Linked DNA regions of Homo sapiens: region 1 is linked to region 2. Evidence: chromatin contacts called from ENCODE Hi-C or POLR2A ChIA-PET data. All regions are on one chromosome and are shown on one strand. The core of a region is the stretch at or near the end of the contact, and the rest is flanking DNA. Distances in the headings are between cores, read along the strand shown.

Region 1 (6,964 bases), core at 963-3,462, 470 kb before region 2:
GTATATACCCAAAGGAAAATAACTTGTTCTATCAAAAAGATACACGCACTCATATGTTCCTTATAGTGCTATTCACAAAAGCAAAGACACGGAACCAATCTAGTTGCCCATCAACAGTGAATTGGATAAAGAAAATGTGGCACACATATACACCATGAAATACTATGCAGCCATAAAAAGAATGAAATCACACCCTTCGCAGCAACATGGATGGAGCGGAGGCCATTATCCTAAGCAACTTAATGCAAGAACAGAAAACCAAATACTGCATGTTCTTACTTACAAGTGGAAGCTAAACATCGAATACACATAAATGTGAAGATGAGAACAAGAGACACTGGGGACCACTAGATGGGGCAGGGGGAGAGGGTGGCATGGGCTGAAGAACCATCTGTTGGGTACTATGCTTACTGCCTGGGTGATGGGATTTTTGGGACACCAAGCCTCAGCATCACACAATTTACCCATGTAACAAACCTGCAAATGCACCCTTTAATCTATAATAAAAGTTGAAAAAAGAAAATGATGATAATAAACCTTAGCATTAAAAAATAGTTCATTTGTAACATAAAAATTAAGTAAATTCTTATTTGTTCTTACTTCTTTTCCCACTGTGTTTTTCCAAAGTAGAATTGTTTTCAACATCCATGGTATCTAGAAAGTGACAGGTAGTGGTCAGAGAACTGTAATTTATAAGTAAAATTTATAAATCTTATGACAATTCACACTGCATGGAAGGCTTGCGTTTATAACAATATTCTGAGTATAATTTATCTGTCTTCCTTCCAAAGGAAACAGACACTGAATTGATGTCTAAGGTCTTCGTCTAGTTCTCTGAGACTTTGAAACAGCTCTTCATTACTTTTATGCACCAATTTCCTCATTTATGAAACAGGGACAGCAACGGTTATCCTGTTCAGCTTTAAAATTTTTATGAATATTAAATATCTTACTTGCAAGAGTTAATAGGAAATCACTATATAAATCAATAACAGTCCAGAGGATATCTTTCAAAACAATGTATTTTTAGCATAAGAGTAGGTATCTGATTTTTCTTTCCTGACAGGTAGCAGGACTATTTGTCTTTTTAGGCCTTTCCAAAGTTGTGACAAAATGACACTATTACCTGTGAGTGGAAGAACATGTTTTCTTTTTTTTTTTTTCAAGAACAAGGATGGAACTCGCTTTATAAATTCAACACTTTACTATTGATATGCTAATATAGTGAGATACTACTATGTTTACCAGTGTATTTTTTTACCACCTAACCAAGAGAGCCCATTCTGTTAAATATGGCTTTATAATGATCTCTTGCCTCCCTGCAGTTCCCAAAAGGGTCGGGTTAAGCAAATGTAGAGAACAGGATTCTGGCGGCACCAAACCTGTTCTTTGTCACAGTCTGCTCACAGTCAAGTGCAGCAGGAAACCGGGACTATGATTTCAGACTTTTGAAATTCTGAAGCTTGGGGCCTGTGGGCCCACTTCCTGTTGGTGATCCAGAGGCTGTTTCATGCTTTGCTTCAACTCTGATCACTTCCCACATCCCTACCCAGTGTCTGTGATATCCACTGAGCCACTTCCATCCCAAGACCCTAGGGTAGCCTTACCCATCATGTCAGATGCTTGACTACTTTCAGTCCTTGCTTCTTGGCTTCTTGGCACACCTTTTGGAAAACACATGACACAGGAGCACTTCTTATTTTCAGGTTCTTGTGGCTGTGATCCTAAATTGTGATTTGTAAACATTTTTATTTGTGCCCACTCCCCTTCAAAGATTCTCCTTCCCCCCAACATTAGTGACTGCCCACTCCCCACAGCTAAATTAAGGGATGGGCTCTACATCTGAAATCTCTTTTTCTTTTGTGGTTCCTCACTGTATTTTTCCCTTCTGTTCATAAATAACCCTGAGAATTTCATCTTGAAATAAAGGGTCAATTAATAGTTTGTTTCAGTGATGAAGAACACTGGAGGAGCAAAGGCTGGTTTTAGGGAAAAAGATGATGTGCTCAGTTTTGGAGGTGTTAAGTTTGAAGGTCTTGAGTAACATCCAAGTGGTGAAGTCTAAGGCCTTCAGAATCTCCAACAGGAGCCTTCTGACACTTGGATGAATGAGTTTAGAAGACAGGGCTGGCTGGAGATACACATGTAGGAATCATGAGGTTGTGGGTGGTGACTGAAATCACAGGAGTGGATGAAATGCCTGGGTGAGGCCTTTTTTAATCTGGGTGAGTCAGAGGGGCCAGGGGACACCTTATTCTGAAAACTTACTGCTATTGTGAATCATGCCTTGTGCTAAAGTTGCTTTTATCTCATGGTCATTTCAGATCCTACAATTTCTCCATCATTCTCTTCTCTCCCATTTACACTTCCCCCTTCTTGCCTCCATTTTTCTCTCATCTTTTAATTCTTTCTCTACATACTTCTTGTTGTACCTAATTTTTTACACCACTCATCACCCTTTGAATGTATCTCATTCCACCTGTTTTTCTGTTTATATCTTTAGATCTAGTTTTATTATTGAGGTGAACTTCTTTCTACTATCACTTCCTCCTTCTATTCTCTCTTCTAGCTTGTTTCTCTGAATCTTGTCTTGACTTTTTTTTTTTTTTTTTTTTTTTTTGAGACGGAGTCTTGCTCGATCGCCCAGGCTGGAGTGCAGTGGTGCGATCTTGGTTCACTGCAAGACCTGCCTCCAAGGTTCACGCCATTCTCCTGCCTCAGCCTCCTGAGTAGCTGGAGCTACAGCTGCCTGCCACCATGCCTGGCTAATTTTTTTTGTTTTTAGTAGAGATGGGGTTTCACCGTTTTAGCCAGGATGGTCTTGATCTCCTGACCTCGTGATCCGCCCACCTCGGCCTCCCAAAGTGCTGGGATTACAGGCATGAGTCACTGCGCCTGGCCCTTATCTTGATCTTGACTCTTTTTGCAATTTCAATCTTTGTCTTTATCCACATTTTCTTCATCTATATTCATCTTTATCTCACAGGTTATTACTTTCATCACCAAATGCCTGCTGTTAGGACACTGACCACATAGCCATCTCTATTACCTTTGTCTGTTCTTTATGAGCTTTCTACCTTGCAAGGCTGTCAATCAATCAGCAACTTTATTTTCACGTTTCTGGTACAATTTCTGAGAAGTGTGTTGAAAATTATCCCTCCCTCCCCCACAAAATTCCCCTACCTGGAATATTTGAATTCCTTGTCCACTTAGAAAAACTTGAAGCTGACTCTTATATCTTTTCATTTGGTGACTCTAGCCTACCTTTCTCCATTCTTTCTCCTTACTTTATCCACTCAGTGTCTCCTCCCTCCATTCAGGAGCCCAGCTCTTCTTTTTCTTTTCGCTCCCTCAAACCTGTCGCAAGCAGCCCGAGTCTGTGCACAAGTCTTTGTGTGTGTGGTGTGTATGTGTGTGTGCATATGTTTTGGGGGAGAGGTAAGGAAAAGAAAAAAGAACTTTTCCTCCATGCAAGTAGGAAAAAAAAGATAATTAATAATGAACTGAACATCATAATCGGCTTCTCCATCACAAGCTAATGGGCTGCATCTCTTCTGACTCTCTTTGTGTATTCATTGGAGGAGCTCTAAATTCACAGGACAATGAAGACAAACAAGGAAATAATAGACTATAGACAGTGACGAGGAAACCAGGGAACCTGTCTCAATGTGGTCATGCTGAACTATTTTCAGAGCTTAAACGGACTGACAAAAAAATACACCTATATCAATGAGTACACCTCATAGCCCTACTCTATCTGGCCACACTTCGTTCTCCTTCTCACTTCTCATTTTTCTGCCCATTGCCCTGCTGCTATACATTTTTGTCTCTGTCTCTTTGATTCGGTGAGCTCATCTCCCTTTGATTTATCTTGTCTCCTGTGTTGCTTTTTCTGTTTCCATCAATGATGTTCTGTTCTCCTTTATTTCTATGTTTATCTATTTTGCTTCTGTCTTTCTAGGTATTTTGTATATTATATAGCTGGTTCCATTCCTATTATCTCTGTCTGTTTGCGATTTTTATTTTTCCCTCCCCCTAAAGATTATATGTATTAACCAATATACATATATACACACACATATGTGTGTGTTTATGTATGTATACATGTTATATGTAACAAATATATGCATGTGTACACACACACACACACACAGTGGTTGTTAAATAAGCTTTCTTGCATCAGGCACTGGTATAGTCTCCTGTGAATATTCTGAGTTCCTTGCGCATCTTCTTTGGACTTTGACTTAAATGACACAGCTCTTATCCTCCTGTCTGTTACATACAACAGTCACCCACCGTGAGACACCTGGGTTGCTAGTTTCTATTGTTTCTTTAGTTTTTTGGCCCTAATACTTCTGTACATCTATTTCCTCACCCCAAAATGGGTATAGTTAGCCTGCCTATGTCTTAAAAATTTTGTGATGACAAAATAAGATATTATTTGCCAAAAGACATTGAAATAACACAATATAATCCAATTACATGATGAAGGACATCTACCAAAAACTATACTAACGTTTGAGAGTGTTTGATCTGAAGTTTTTATTTCTGTCTATAATTACATAGTAGGAACAGTTGTCTTTTGAGGCTTTACAATTACAAATGACAATGATGTCAACCCATTTATCACTATAAAAATCTAAGATCTTAGTGTTAATAGGAATGAGAGCAGGTTTAAAAAAAAGAATACCACAAATTTGCTATTTATTTCTTCTACAACAACAAAATATAATTACATACATTTAGTCAGTGAAACTCTTTCTGTTAAACATGAGTTTATCATAATTTCCTGCCTCTTTCCATTTTCTAAAATGCAAAAAGGAGTTCCCAGATGAACTGGATACAAGGTAGTGAAGGTGCTCAGAATAAAAAGCGTCTGGAAACAGCAGCTTTTAATTCACATTCCTGACATTCTGCAGGCCAAGTCTTGGCATCCTAATCTTCTTTACCTGACCCTCTTCTTAGGGATGAGCTGCAGGTTTCCTGAAGCTCTTCTCCATTACTCAGGTCTGAAAAGTCACTACTGCTGAAACCTGCAGAAAAAAATAAAATTCCTTAACAGTCTTAGTCTGAGTCTTAGGAATCAGCAGGGAATTCTTTAAAAGCAAAACTGAACAAGAGAAGCTTGTGGAGGAGGGGGAGAAATAGTCCCACCACTAGGCCACCCTTTGGCTTTGATCATCTGACCTGTTGGTCAAGATTGCTCCAGGAGCCCTCTCTGAGGCTGGGGCTGGGGATGACATTGTTTCTTCTTCTTTTTTTTTTTTAACTTTGGGAAAAATATGTATTTATTATAAATCATCCATTTCATTGGGTGGTTTCAAATTAAGAAAGCAATATATGCTTGTCATAAGAAGACCAATGAATGCAAATGTATATAACCCCAAAGCTCTCTTTTCCTACCCTATTCTGTCTCTGGTCTCCCAGCTAGTGAAGTCAACAGATCAGTGTGGATCCTTCCATCGTTTTCTCCTATCTCATTCATGCATAATCAAATAAAAGGAACATACATAATGTTCAATCTTTTCTGAATACAATCCTAGGACAACGTTGTTTCTTACGCTTCTTAGGCTTTCATTATTAGTTTGCACATACTTCTGCTTCCATCTCAGTTTCTTATCCAAGGGAACCATGGAAGCAACATCTTAAAGATGTCAGAGCCCCCATCAGCTGGGCCCTGAATGACTGTGTGGGCACCCCCTCTACTCAGGAACTACTTTATCCTATTTATGTGAGTGAAAAATAAACTTATGTTGCACTTGTGCCTTTGAACATTTTGAGGCTTATGTTTTATACCAGCCCAACTCATCTAATTGAAAATGTAAAATGCAAATCATCTAAAATCCCAACAAATTAATTTTTTATTTTAAAGGATATAACATAAAAAGTGAATGTAGCTTTTGCAGCAAATAAAGACATTTGTTACATCAAGAGTTTTTAATTGCTCTTACGTCTCTTCCTGCTGGGTATTCTCCAAGTAGATGTACTTCTAGAAGTCATAGGAGCTAGAAAGTAAAGGAAAACCAAATCAATAATATCTAACTAAAAGATCTATAAATCTTATGACTGCTTACACTGTTGACAGAATTTGGACTATAAATATTCTATGAGGATCATTTCTGTCTCTTCCCATCTAAGGGAAAGAGATTACTATCAAATGGAGCACAGACCCACAATCCTTTAGCCCTAATTGCAAAATCAATGACTTTTTTTTTTTTTTTTTTTTTTTTGAGACAGGGTCTCACTCTGTCAGCCAAGCTGGAGGGCAGTGGTGCAATCTTGGCTCACTGCAGTCTTGACCTTCCAGGCTCAAATGATCCTTCCACCTCAGCCTCCCACATCACTGGGACTACAGGCATGCACCACCACCATGCCCAGCTAATTTTTTGCATTTTTTGGTAGAAATGGGGTTTTGCCATGTTGCCTAGGCTGGTCTTGAACTCCTGGGCTCAAAAGATCCACCTGCCTCAGCCCCTCAGCCTCCCAAAGTGTTGGGATTATAGGCGTGAGCCACCACACCTGGCCTCAAAGATATTTTAATAACCAGTATTGTTTTCATAGGTTTGCAGCTAACTAATTTGGCAGTGAATCTGGACTTGAGTTGCCATGAGTCCGTGTAAAATCTTATCATATTTGGTGTGAATATTTATATAATTTGCTGTATAAACATTAGTATATTTGAGAATGGGATTCTTCCCTGGATCCTACTAGGGTATTTTGTTGTATATAGAATATAAACCACATTGTCTTTCTAAAATAATAAAACATTTTTTGAACTTTGAAGTACATCTGGCTTTGAAGGTTTTATAGAGGATTATGAATGTTTATTAAGAGTTTGGGTTGTTAGTCTTGTCTCCTCCTATAACTTTCCATATGTGATGTGCAAAGAAAAAAGATCCTTAAGTGTGCCTTAGTTTCCCCATCTGTCAAATGGGGGGAACAATAGTTATCTCACCCACCTTTT
Region 2 (7,059 bases), core at 4,195-6,694:
GGTCAGGAGTTTAAGATCAGCCTGGCCAAAATGGTGAAACCCCATCTCTACTAAAAATACAAAAATTAGCCAGGTATGGAGGAGGACACCTGTAATCCCAGCTACTCAGGAGGCTGAGGCAGGAGAATCACTGGAATCTGGGAGGCGGAGGCTGCAATGAACGAAGATTGTGCCACTGCACTCCGACCTGAGTAACAGAGTGAGACTCCATCTCAAATAAATGAATGAATGAATAAATGAATGAATGAATGAATGTTATAGTCTGTGACCCAAGGTACATACTTATTTCCTTTTTTCCATATGCATGGAGGCGCATATTATAGTCCCAGTATACTACCTATATCATGCATATTTCAATATATTTCTTTGAGTATTTTAAATAGTTACACTTAGCAATTTTTTCTACAGATAAACATGCAATGCAAATTGTATATAAAGTATGGAGCATCATTTATAAATACAGAGGGTAAACAAAAAATCTGGTTAAATAAATTATCTTCACTGTGTGTGGTGGCTCACACCTGTAATCCCAACACTTTGGAAGGCCGAGGCAGGAGGACTGCTTGAGCCCAAGATTCGAGACCAGCTAAGGCAAGATAGCAAGACCCAGTCTCTACAAAAAACACAAAAATTAGCCGGGTGTCGTGGTGTGCACCTGTAGTCCCAGACATTTGAGAGGCTGAGGTGGGAGGATTGCTTGAGCCCAGGAGGTGAAGGCTGCAGTGAGCTGTGTTTATGCCACCACACTCCTGCCTGGGTGACACAGCAAGATGACCCTGTCTCAGGAAAATAAATAAATAAATAAATAAATAATCTGTCCATGCGCTGATATCCTATGGCAATTTTTTTAAATGGAGGAAGATTGATAGGTACTGATGTTTTATTTTATTTTTGAGATGGAGTTCCACTCTTATTGCCAAGACTGGAGTGCAATGGGTCAATCTCGGCTCACTGCAAACTCTGCCTTCTGGGTTCAAGCGATTCTCCTGCCTCAGCCTCCCAAGTAGCTGGGATTACAGGTGTGTGCCACCATGCCCAGCTAATTTTGTATTTTTAGTAGAGACGAGGTTTCACCATGTTGGTCAGACTGTTCTCAAACTCCTCACCTCAAGTGATCCACCTGCCTCGGCCTCCCAAAGTGCTGGGATTACAGGTGTGAGCCACCATGCGTGGCCAGTACTGATATTTTAAAAGTGTCTAAAATATGTTGTGAAGTAGAAAAAAAAACAGATGGAGAACAATATATAATATGTTACTACATGCTTTTTAGAAGGGTGTGTGTACCGGTATATGTACTTGCACATCCCACACACATATGGTTCTACATGTGTAGAATATCTCCGGAAGGACATGCAAAACACAGTTAATATGGTTGCCACTAGAGATGAGAATCAGAGGAATGAGGGTCAGGACTGGGAGGGGCAATAACTTTTTAGTTTATATACAAGGATACATAATTTTTAAACATTTCCAATCTGACCATTGCAATGGATGTCAACTTTCTTTTTCAAAAATATAAACAAAATTGATATGGAAGCATTCAACCACCGTTTTCTGGGAGGTAACTCTGGGCTAGACACTCTGTTAAGGTGGGTATATGAAGTTAGGTGACACAATCCTTGCCCTTGAGCTTGGCAGAGAGACAAGTCAAGGGGGTGGGGCAAGCAAGCACAAAAGCCAATCAAGGGGCATTTGGGAGATCCAGGTGGTGGTTGAGTCAGGAGGAGAATATTCCTGGAAAAGAGAGCAGTGTTAAGCAAAGGCAAAAGGCACAGTAGAGCACAGCACACAGAGAGCTGCAAGGAGCTGACCTGGCTGGGGCAGAGGGTGGCAGGAGGCAGGGCAAGGGCCCCGTGGCTGTGCTGGCTACGACTGTGGACCTCATTCTGAAAATGACAGGAAGCCATTAAAGGCCAGTGAGCAGGACAATGGCATGACCAGAGTACAATGTAAAATGGCCACCCTGAGCTCACATGGACAAGCAATCACTGAAGCAATGAAGGGGTTCCCAGGAGAAAACCCACCAGAGTCCTGGAAGCAGAGATGAGTCAAGAAGCAGAAGACTTGGTTGGGCATGGGTGGCTCATGCCTGTAATCTCAGCACTTTGGGAAGCCAAGGCAGGCGATTACCTGAGTTCAAGAGTTCAAGACTAGCCTGGCCAACATGGCGAAACCCTGTCTCTACTAAAAATACTAAAAATTAGCCGGGTGTGGTGGCACATGCTTGTAGTCCCAGCTACTTGGGAGGCTGAGGCAGGAGAATCAGTTGAACCTGGGAGGTGGAGGTTGCAGTGAGTTGAGATCACACCACTGTACTCCAGCCTGGGCAACACAGCAAGACTCCGTGTCAAAAAAAAAAAAAGAAGAAGAACACCTGAAACAGGCCCTTTTGATACAACAAACACAAGGTTGTTGTGAATGTGCCAGAGATATTTTGCAGGCATGGACCGAGGGGAAAATGAAAGAGGAGCTGTAGGCTGACATTAGACTAACACCTCTCAGAATTTTGGGTTATCCTAAGACCAGTGAATTTTTTAAAAGGCAGAACAAAATAAAATGATAATAAAGAACAAAAATAAGGTTGCTGCTGACTTTCACATTTTGTCAAATAAGAACAATTTTTAAAGTGATCATGTATTATTGCCACCACTTCATAAAAAAAAGAACTTTTTTTTTTTTTTTTTTTTTTTAAGACGGAGTCTTGCTCTGTAGCCTGGGGTAAAGTGCGGTGGCCCGATCTTGGGTCACTGCAATCTCCGCCTCCTGGGTTCAAGCGATTCTCTTGCCTCAACCTGAGTAGCTGGGACTATAGGCGCATGCCACCACACCTGGCTAATTTTTTGTATTTTTGGTAGAGACGGGGGTTTCATCATGTTGGCCAGGATGGTTTTGATCTCCTGACCTCGTGATCCATCCGCCTCGGCCTCCCAAAGGTGTGAGCCACTGTGCCCAGCCAAGAAGGAATATTTCAACCCTCCCCAAAATAGGAAAGATCTAACATCCACTGAAAGACGGTCATTTAAATAAAACAAGTTTAGCTTTATCAAAAACTTTATATCATCCTTATTATTCTCATTTCATCATGGGTTATAAAGTCACTAATGCTGCTGGTTTGCTGAGCATTAACTGCTATGTAAACCATTTTTGAAGAAGAGAGATTGGATAAGGATAGTTTTTGTTTTTTGAAGGATGAAACTGATTTGAGAAAAAAATTAATGCCGGGCATGGTGGCGCATGCCTGTAATCCTAACACTTTGGGAGGCTGAAGCAGGAGGATTGCTTCAGCCCCAAAATTCAAGACCAACCAGCGCAAGATGGCAAAACCCTGTCTCTACAAAAAATACAAAAATTAGCTGGGTATGGTGGCGCAGGCCTGTAGTCCCAGCTACCCAGGAGGCTGAGGTGGAAGGATCACTTGAGCCCAGGGGGTGGAGGTTGCAGTGAGCTGTAATCATGCCATTGCACTCCAGACTGTGTAACAAAGCAAGACCCTGTCTCAAAAAGGAAAAAAAAAAAATTAACGTACGGGGGGGAAAAAACAGAGAAAGATTTAATTACTAAATGCAGTGTAGTAAGCTAGATTGGACATAAAACAGCAAAAGGACATTATTGAAAAAACTAATGAAATTCTAATAACATCTGTATTTTAGTTAATAGTGTTGTACCAATATTAATTGCCTAGTTTTTATAAATGTACCATGGTTATGTAAGATGTCAACATGGGGGAAGCTGGGTAATTAAAAGTTAAAAAAAAAATAACAATAGGCCGAGCAATGGCTCATGCCTGTAATCCCAGCACTTTGGGAAGCTGAGGCAGGCTGATCACTTGAGGTCAGGAGTTCGAGACCAGCCTGGCCAACGTGGTAAAACCCCGTCTCTACCAAAAATACAGAAATAAAATAAAATAAAATAAAATTAGCCAGGTGTGGTGGCTTGCACTTGTAATTCCAGCTACTCAGGAGGCTGACGCATGAGAATCGCTTGAACCTGGGAGGCGGAGATTGCAGTTAGCAGAGATCATGCCACTGCACTCCAGCCTGGGTGATGGAGTGACTTTGTCTCTTAAAAAAACAATAATAGTAACAATAACAAACAGAAGAGAAAGGAAATAAGTGAAATTCCCAGGAGTAGGCCCTGGAACCACGTGTCAGGTAGCACTGATCTTGAGCAGGAGAGGAGCAACTCCCTCCCTGAGGTAAAGAGGAAGGAGCTGGACTGGACACAAATAATTTGGTAATAAACTTGTCCCCCGGAATTTGAAAAGGAAGCCTTTTTTTCATTAATAAAGTAGTTAAATGAAAATAACTTATAAGGTTGGGCATGGTGGCTCATGCCTGCAATCCCAGCACTTTGGGAGGCCGAGGCAGGTGGATCACCTGAGGTCAGGAGTCCAAAACCAGCCTGGACAACATGGCGAAACCCCGTGTCTACTAAAAATACAAAAATTAGCCAGGCACAGTGGTGGGTGCCTGTAATCCCAGCTACTCGGGAGGCTGAGGCAGCAGAATTGCTTGAACCCAGGAGGCAGAGGTTGCAGTGAGCCGAGATGGTGCCATTGCACTCCAGCCTGGGCAACAGAGCGAGACTCTGTCTCAAAAGAAAAAAAAAGAAAAAAGAAAAAGAAAATAACTTATAAATGAAGTGTGTAACAGGTAAATGGAACAGAGATAAAACTTAGATTGACAACAGAAATAAGTGGTTTTCCTTCTTTCCCTGTGTGCAAATAAGAAAAAAAGTGGTTGGCTGGGTGCAGTGGCTCACGCCTGTAATCTCAACACTTTGGGAGGCTGAGGTAGGTGGATCACTTGAGGCCAGGAGTTCAAGACCAACCTGGCCAACATGGTGAAACCCAGTCTCTACTGAAAATGCAAAAATTAGCCAGGCATGGTGGCAAGCACCTGTAGTCCCACCCAGCTACTCAGGAGGCTGAGGCAGGAGAATCCCTTGAACCCAGGAGGTGGAGGTTGCATGAGCTGAGATCTCACCACTGAACTCCAGCCTGGGTGACCGAGCGAGACTCTGACTCAAAAAAAAAAAAAAAAAAAAAAGAAAAGTGGTTAATGTTATGCGGGGAGAATAAAAGCAGCAGCCCTGAGTCATGTTCCATCTTCTAATAATTCTGCTCTGTAAAGATGCTCAGGGCTGAAATCAGCAACCTAGAGAAGACCTACTTCAGAGCACTGGCTAAATTATGGAGAATGTTTTCAAGACTGCACTGAAATAATAGCAGGACACTAAGAGTGAAAGTAATAGTGGAAGTGAGTAAAACTTGGAGAGAAGGCAGCCGCTCAGCGTGAGAAATAACTACCAGAAGCCACTCACTTGCTGCTGTTTCCTATCAAATCCTTCCATTTACTTGCAGGAGCAGAAATTTACTGAAAGTAAATGGAAGGATTTGATAGAAAATCAAATCCAGGCCCTGCAACAGCGCAGAAACTTTTGCTAGATCCCCACTTGCATATTTTATTTACGTAGAATTCTCTTTTCATTTAAAGTATGAATAATCAGCTGCTGCTGCTTCTTTTTTTTTTTTTTTTTTTTTTTGAGACAGTCTCACTCTGTTGTCCAGGCTGCAGTGCAGTGGTGTGATCTTGGCTCACTGCAACCTCCACATCCTGAGTTCAAGCAGCAATCCTGCCTCAGCCTCCCAACTACCTGGGATTACAGGCCTGTGCCACCAGGCCCAGCTAATTTTTGTATTTTTAGTTGAGATGTGGTTTCCCTATGTTGGCCAGGCTGGTCTCAAACTCCTGACCTCAGGTGATCCACCCACCTCGGCCTCCCAAAGTGCTGGGATTACAGGTGTGAGCCACCGTGCCAGGCCCTAATAATCAGCTTCTTATCAGCACCAAGCACAAAATTTCAACTTTAGGATACTTATTTAATGGCAAAAATATATACAATAGTACTTGTTTTCAGCTTTCCATTTTTAGGTAGGAAAATCAAGTAAAAAATATATTTTGGGGAGCTAAATGATGAGAACTTATGAATACAAAGAAGGAAACAATAGATACTGGTGTCTACTTGAGGGTGGAGGGTGGGAGGAAGAGGAGGAGCAGAAAACATAACTATTGGGTATTGGGTTTAATAATTAACCTGGGTGATTAAATAATCTGTACAAAAAAACCCTGTGACATGAGTTTACCTGTGTAACAAACCTTCACATGTATGCCTGAACCCAAAATATAAGTTAAAAAATACATATATATACATATATATATTTGGACAGGAAGGTGGCTCACACCTGTAATCTCAGCACTTTGGGAGGCTGAGGTGGGAGGATCATTTGAGCCCAGGAGTTCAAGAGCAACCTGGGCAACACAATGAAATCCCACCTCTCTTTTAAAAATTAAATATGTGTGTGTGTGTATATATACACATACATATATATATATATATACATATATATATACACACACACACACTCTCAAAAGGAATATATTAAGTACTATAATACAGATTATATTACTTAAGGCCGGGCGCGGTGGCTCACACCTGTAATCCCAGCACTTTGGGAGGCCGAGGTGGGTGGATCACCTGAGGTCAGGAGTTTGAGATCAGCCTGGCCAACACGGGGAAACCCCGTCTGTACTAAAAATATAAAAATTAGCTGGGCATGATGGTGGGTGCCTGTAATCCCAGTTACTCGGGAAGCTGAGGCACAAGAATCACTTGAACCCAATAGGCGGAGGTTGCAGTCAGCGGAGATCATGCCATTGCACTCTGGCCTGGGCGACAGAGAAAGACTCTGTCTCAAAAAAAAAAAAAAAAAAAATTACATTACTTAAAATTATTTTTGGCCAGGCGCGGTGGCTCACGCTTGTAATCCCAGCACTTTGGGAGGCTGAGGCGGGCAGATCACAACGTCAGGAGATCGAGACCATCCTGGCTAACACGGTGAAACCCCGTCTCTACTAAAAATACAAAAAATTAGCCGGGTGTGGTGGCGGGCACCTGTAGTCCCAGCTACTCGGGAGGCTGAGGCAGGAGAATGGCGTGAACCTGGGAGGCAGAGCTTGTAGTAAGCCGAGATCGCGCCACTGCACTTCAGCCTGGGCG

What was found. A loop is a pair of places that touch in the nucleus more often than their neighbours do. ChIA-PET counts read pairs that join two places held with the same protein, here RNA polymerase II (POLR2A). Pooled maps may share reads with other maps.
Region 1: a loop to region 2 is called in a pooled map, with 2.4 times the contacts of the local background. The contact joins two enhancer-like sites. A Hi-C loop is called at or near these places in 2 of 37 single-sample maps with no recorded cell type and 7 of 50 pooled maps. POLR2A ChIA-PET finds 5 or more read pairs at or near these places in 1 of 52 experiments (OCI-LY7).

Annotation. Positions count from the first base shown.
Region 1 is chr2:230,468,084-230,475,047 of GRCh38, reverse strand. It overlaps SP100 (SP100 nuclear antigen), which reads right to left. Exons shown (of 29, transcript NM_001080391.2): 14 at 5,952-6,005; 15 at 4,950-5,033; 16 at 1,608-1,724; 17 at 601-654. The region is part of intron 3 of LOC101928816 (a long non-coding RNA gene); the gene reads left to right. Among named protein-coding and RNA genes, the nearest start is that of SP100, 55 kb to the right of the region's middle. Within about 2 kb of position 2,212, at least 7 of the 41 ENCODE cell types and tissues checked have a DNase peak (open chromatin) inside an H3K27ac peak, as active enhancers do.
Region 2 is chr2:229,998,841-230,005,899 of GRCh38, reverse strand. All of the region lies in intron 3 of FBXO36 (F-box protein 36), which reads right to left. Among named protein-coding and RNA genes, the nearest start is that of SLC16A14, 67 kb to the left of the region's middle. Within about 2 kb of position 5,444, at least 2 of the 41 ENCODE cell types and tissues checked have a DNase peak (open chromatin) inside an H3K27ac peak, as active enhancers do.